2 separate regions of the Homo sapiens genome follow, and region 1 is linked to region 2. A link is a loop called in an ENCODE intact Hi-C map of the cell type or tissue named here. Cell type or tissue: Calu3. All regions are shown on one strand. Each heading gives the region's core, and the rest is flanking DNA. Links, peaks and the distances in the headings are about the cores only.

The links. Peaks named below come from ENCODE experiments on the same cell type or tissue, not always from the same donor. Only the 100,000 strongest peaks of a DNase experiment are listed, where the experiment ranks them.
Region 1: a loop joins it to region 2, with 6 times the contacts of the local background. A loop is called at or near these places in 9 of 110 quality-filtered maps.

Annotation. Positions count from the first base shown.
Region 1 is chr7:51,224,227-51,227,139 of GRCh38, reverse strand. The region is part of intron 1 of COBL (cordon-bleu WH2 repeat protein); the gene reads left to right. Among named protein-coding and RNA genes, the nearest start is that of COBL, 91 kb to the left of the region's middle. RefSeq lists enhancers at 1-1,087, 1,252-1,960, 1,961-2,669. In Calu3, for the core only: a CTCF peak has its summit at 1,649 (motif pointing left); a DNase peak (open chromatin) is centred at 1,659.
Region 2 is chr7:51,301,513-51,304,425 of GRCh38, reverse strand. The region is part of intron 1 of COBL (cordon-bleu WH2 repeat protein); the gene reads left to right. Among named protein-coding and RNA genes, the nearest start is that of COBL, 14 kb to the left of the region's middle. RefSeq lists an enhancer at 583-1,082. In Calu3, for the core only: no CTCF peak of the experiment used is centred there; DNase peaks (open chromatin) are centred at 1,125 and 1,495.

The sequences.
Region 1 (2,913 bases), core at 137-2,636, 77 kb after region 2:
ACCGCTCATCAGCCGGCACTGCAGGGCACCAGCGTTCTAGTATGTGTCAAGGAGTCCAAACATCCTAGCATCAGTCTGCCAGGAACCCCGGTGCTTGTTTTCAAGAAGTAATTAAGGCTGGAGGCGGTGCAAAGTGTGTAGGTGGTGTCCTAGGCTCAGAAAGACCTGGGCTAGAATTCCAGTCTTTTCCAGCTGTGTGATTGTGAGAAGGTTACTTAACTGGTTGGATACTCAGCCACCCTGTCTGTAAAATGGGGAGAATACACTTGCATATGAAGTTGCCAGGGGTATTGAACATACACAGTGTGGCATGGTGGCTGGATCATGGCATGTTTAGAAAATGAGGGCTTAAATCAGATTAGTGTTGGACTCAGGGATGTGGGAGCTGGTACAGGATGCGAGGATTCCTCATTCCCCTCTTTGGTAACCAGTTCTGCAGGCTGCGGTAGCACTCAGCTGTCTTCTGGGCATTTGTTTCTGGACATCTTTCTGACTTTTTATTATTGCTGAGAAAACTGGGCACTGACTTGGCAGCTGAATCCCAACTCACTCCCTCACTCACTCACTTACTCACTCACTTAGTCACTCACTTACTCACTCACTCACTCACTCACTCAACGCAGTGGTGACCGAATTCCTTCCCTGGGCCCAGCACTTCACTTACCAGTGATGAACAAGAAAGTCATGGTTCCTCTTCCCTTGGTAGAGGGAAGTCTACAACTGTGGCTGCAAATAAATAGCCAGACACAAACCAGACGCAGCTTATGTACCGCTTGTAAACAGGATGAAGCAAACATCCTATTGCTGAAGAATCTCATGGAGAGAGAATGGCAACTCCCTTCTGCCTGCAGCATAAACAGACTCTCTTAGCCAGGAGAGCCGGGTGTGCCTGGTTTCTCTCTGAAATTCCCTTTAAGCACATGCGGTTTGCCAGCAGCCAGCCAGAGTAGCCAACATGGTAAACAGGCACCCATGGTGTAGAGGTGCCATTCAGGTCAGCTGGCCTCAGCATCACTGTGGATTTCCCAGTCCACTTTTCTTGGACAGTAAGAAATTGTTATACCTTCAGGTCCACAGATGACATTTCCAACTGGAAAGATGGAAGATGTAAAGCATAGTGCTTTTGAACTCAGGGTCTGGGAAAGTACAGAGACGCATGAATTTTCCCTTTTCAGCATGCAGTCCCTGTCTACCTCAGCCTGACCAGCCTGGCTGGGCAGTGGCTGTCACCTATAGAGTTAGGTTTTAATTCAGCTACCTGGGCCTCACACCTGCGATTTGCATTCACTGCACCATGTCACCTAAGACCCTCTGACTTTCAGTGAGTGGATTTCAAGCCTTCTGCTGAATGTTGAAGAGCTCTCAGAATAAAAACCCAGCTGGGAGCTTCCAGCTGATGTGGGAATTAACAAGCGTCATCCTGAAACTTAGTAAATGTGTGATGGTTTTAAGCTAAAATCATTTAGAGCTATGGTTGATGACCTTGGAAATGGCAGAAATGTTTTCATATATATACTTTTTCATTTTATAAACAGTTCCTGCCAGGGCACACCCAGGTTTTTCAACCTGAATAGATCAAAGGAAGCTTGAGTTGTGTGTGCTGTGATTCATTCCCTGCTGAGTCCCAAGGACCTGCCCTGCCTCCTACTGGAGGGGGTGAGAGGAAGGAAAGCTGGATTACCCAGCCTGTGTGCACTGCCAGCCGGGAGCACCTGCGATGGGTGTGCCCAGCAGGAGCCGGGCAAGGTCCCAGGTCTGATGGCCTCTTTAGACTTGTGCAGAAGGCCTACTCTTTTTAAACTGCCACATGCATCTGAGTCTCAGACTCAACCACATGACATCTGCACAGATGTTTGAGAAAGGCATCCCCTGCTTGGTAAGCTAATGACTTTTCACAACCGAGTACAGATGTGGAGTCCCCACGTAAATAGCAGCCATTCTTTCCCAGGCTGAGCCACTCACAGGCAGAGGAAGCCAGGCGTTTTCTGTTTTGTGCTGTGACTGTGTTAGCTGCAGGATGGTGCCTGCGTTTAACAGAAGCCACACTGAAAGCACGAAACAGACAATGGGGAACAAGCCTGGTCTAAACCTGTGCAGGCCATCCACGTGCACAGGCCATCCACACACACAGTCCACCCACACACACAGTCCACCCACACTCACAGCCTGCCCACATGCACGGGCCGCCCCCGCATGCACGGGCCGCCCACACGCACAGGTCACCCACATGCAGGCGGATCACCTGAGGTCAGGAGTAGCCTGACCAACATGGTGTAACCCCATCTCTACTAAAAATACCAAATTAGCCGGGTATGGTGGCAAATTTGGTAGCCGGGTATGCCTGTAATCCCAGCTACTTGGGAGGCTGAGGCAGGAGAATCACTTGAACCTGGGAGGCAGAGGTTACAGTGAGCCAAGATTGCGCCATTGCCGTCCATCTCAAAAAAAGAAAAAATAATAATAAAATAAAAAACCCAGACACCGTGGTGTGCTGTCTGTCAGTTGTCCCTAGCCCGGGCATGCTGTTTTAGCGTCTTCTCCTGTGATGTGCAGTACAGCATTTTTTTTTTTCCTTTTTCTCTTTGGGGACTTCTCCTCCTGCCCCAGGCTTTGTCTCTTTTTCTCATATATGAAATTTCTGCTCATCTTTAAGACTGTTCAAGGCCACCTCGGCTAGGGTGTTAGGGTGGATACTCCACTAATGAGGTCCACACAGGTTTTTTCTCCCTCAGAAAGCTTGGCTCGTTTGGAACATTTATTCTGCAATCTCTTTTTCATTCCTATCTCAGGCTTTTATAAGTACGCAGTGTTTCTTGTAAGCAGGAACTATGTATAATTTTCAGCAGTGTCAATATCATCATCATCAATAAGCATTTTTAAGTACGGTCATACATAGCTTAATGATAGGGGCGC
Region 2 (2,913 bases), core at 279-2,778:
AGTGGATGTTGTAAACACAGGTTTGTACCAGGACCAGGTGGGTCACACCGATGAGGAAGTCATGGGCTGGACAGGGTGGGTTGGGGACTGTGGGGAGAATGAATGGTGACTCCCATCCCACTGGAAGAGCTTTGTTAGAAGGCTGGACCTGCCTGTGACCTCTGCCTCCCCACTTCTAAATAGAGGTCATTGTGTTTTGCCCTTTGTTTTGCTCTCCTAGCAGTTCTTGGATGTTGTGAGGGCGAGACCACGATTCCTCCATCATGCAGGTGTGGCTGCCTCTCTCACACCATCACTTTCCAAGCTGACCTTGGTGCTGGCGACAACATGGGACTGGATTCTGGTCTCCTGACTGTTGGACCAGTGAGTGGTTTTGGGGGAGCATTAGTGTCTGGGGACTTCCTCTGAACTTCAAGGTGCCGCCAGCGTTATTCCATGATACCCTTTACCCATTAAAAATAATATAAAAATAAATGTCTGAGTTTAGTGTTGGTGTGCATGCAGTCAGCAGCCTGTCCCATATGTTCTGTCGGCGGCTCTGCAGACCACTCAGAGAAAAATAACAGCATTGGGTGACCACCTTTAAAAATGATGTTTGGATATTGGATAAAATACTCAGCCAGTCTGTAGACCCACTGGGAAAAGTATAAGGAAAGGATCCATACAGAACGGATCAGTATACATTTGTACCTTCCCTGTTTGGAGTTGGGTCAGCAGATAAGCTGAATTTTGATACATGTCTGTGTTTGTCACATGTAACATCTAAGAGCTTGGTAAAATCCCTCTCCCAGGCACATTAACTTCATATAAATAAATAGGTGCTCATGAACACCAGTTGCTTTGACACACTTCCTTGTGGAATGAGTCTGTTTTTGCTAGAGGAAAGTAATGACAAGTGATGCCTCTGTTTCTGTGGCTCCCTCCATCCGGGAGGGCTGGGGATGTCACCCTGTCACCTCTCACCTCCAGTGGCCGTCTCTGCATGCATGGTCAAGTCAGGTGCGCACAGAGACCGGATTGCTGGTTTTGTATTTTTGTTTGTTTGTAGAGATGGGTTTTGCTGGTCTTGAGCTCCTGAGTCAGGCAATCTGGCCGCCTTGGCCTCCCAGAGGGCTGGGATTACAGGTGTGAGCCACCACGCCCGGCCCGGGATTGTTGATTTTGGATGATGGGCTTTCCTGTCCACATTCGATTAGGTTTTGTGTCCCCAGATTTTATAAAAGGGTATAAAGCATTTGTGTCTATCTCTGCATCCGAATGTAAAAGCATAAATCTGAAAGTATGATCTATTGTGTTAACTTTGTCATGAGGCTCGGGGAAACATTAATGTATTGTATTTTAAAACATTCTAATTTGTGAAGTGCAGGTTTCTATTGCAGTGATAAAACAGTAGCTTGTTTCTGAGCCGGCAGCCCTGTGAGTGGGGTATTGTTGTCATAGTTGCAGCATTGCGTTGGGAAGACTGAGCTGGTGATTTAGCACATGCCAAAAACTGAGTCACCACAGCCGTTTGGTTGGGGGTGAGGGGTGAGGCGTCTGTAACACTCTCTGATAACAGTGCTTGGTGCCCTGTATAGCGTCATCTTTAAAAATGGTAATTTATTATCAGCGAGTAAAACTGATCTCAGTTAAGTTCCAGTATTTTCAAAGCACAATTATTACCAGAATTGTGAATTATTATTATTTTTTTCTTAGAAATAGGGTCTTGCTGCATTGACCAGGCCAGTCTTGAACTCCTGGCCTTAAGCAATCCTCCCTGTCTTGGCTCCCCAAAGTGTTGGGATTACAGGCCTGAGCGACCACACCCAGCCCAGAATTGTGAATCTTTTTTTTTTTTTTTTTTTGAGACGGAGTTTCGCTCTTGTTGCCCAGGCTGGAGTGCAATGGCGCAATATCGGCTCACCACAACCTCCGCCTCCCGGGTTCAAGCGATTCTCCTGCCTCAGCCTCCTGAGTAGCTGGGATTACAGGCATGCACCACCACATCTGGCTAATTTTGTATTTTTAGTAGAGATAGGGTTTCTCCATGTTGGCTAGGTTGGTCTCGAACTCCCGACCTCAGGTGATCCACCCACCTCGGCTTTCCAAAATGCTAGGATTACAGGTGTGAGCCACTGCGCCCAGTCCAGAATTGTGAATCTTTAGGAAAAAAATTAATGGTCTTATCAATTTACTTTAGCAGTAGAATTTCTTACAAAACTTAACTGCTAGGAAATGATGGCATCATTGCTTTATTTATGTGACCCCCTCCAAATTTATTATGCTGGGAGGGAGGCCAGGCCTTTGCCCTTGTTAGCCCAGCAGTCTTCACCTAGTTTGTAAGCACCTCCTAGGATGGGGCCAGGCTGTGGAGACATGCAGCTCGGCGGCTGCCCTCGGGGAGGGCCACGACACTGAAGACCTGTCAGAGCCAACCAGGGGAGAGGCCCCTGGCTCTGACTGTTCAGGAGCCATGCCTCTTTGAAGCTGGGAGAGGCAAAGCTACCAGGTTTTGAGCTGGGGGTTGAAAACTAGATAAAATGTAAAATGTGGCTGGGCAGAGAGGCAGGCATGGACTGACTGCCAGGAGTGGAAGCCCAAGGATGGAGGAATGCACAGGGGTTCCCAGCACAGTGGGACCCACAGAGTGGAGGAACCTGCAGTCCACTGGAGGGGACACTGAGGACAGCAGATGGCTTAGATGCCTGGATCTGCGCTGGAATCTGTGGCTTGGAACCACGTAGCGGTGGGCAGGCAATGTGGGGGTTTGGATTTTCTCTGGAAGAGCTGGGGGATTGGTCAGAGGCCTTAAGCAGAGGAGCAGCTTGCTTACAGAGGAAGATTGTTCTTCGAATATTAGACCGACACTCAGGTGTGAGGGAAGTCCCGGAGGAAAGAAGAGAGGGTGGGGCCCGGCAGGGACGGCTGGTAGGA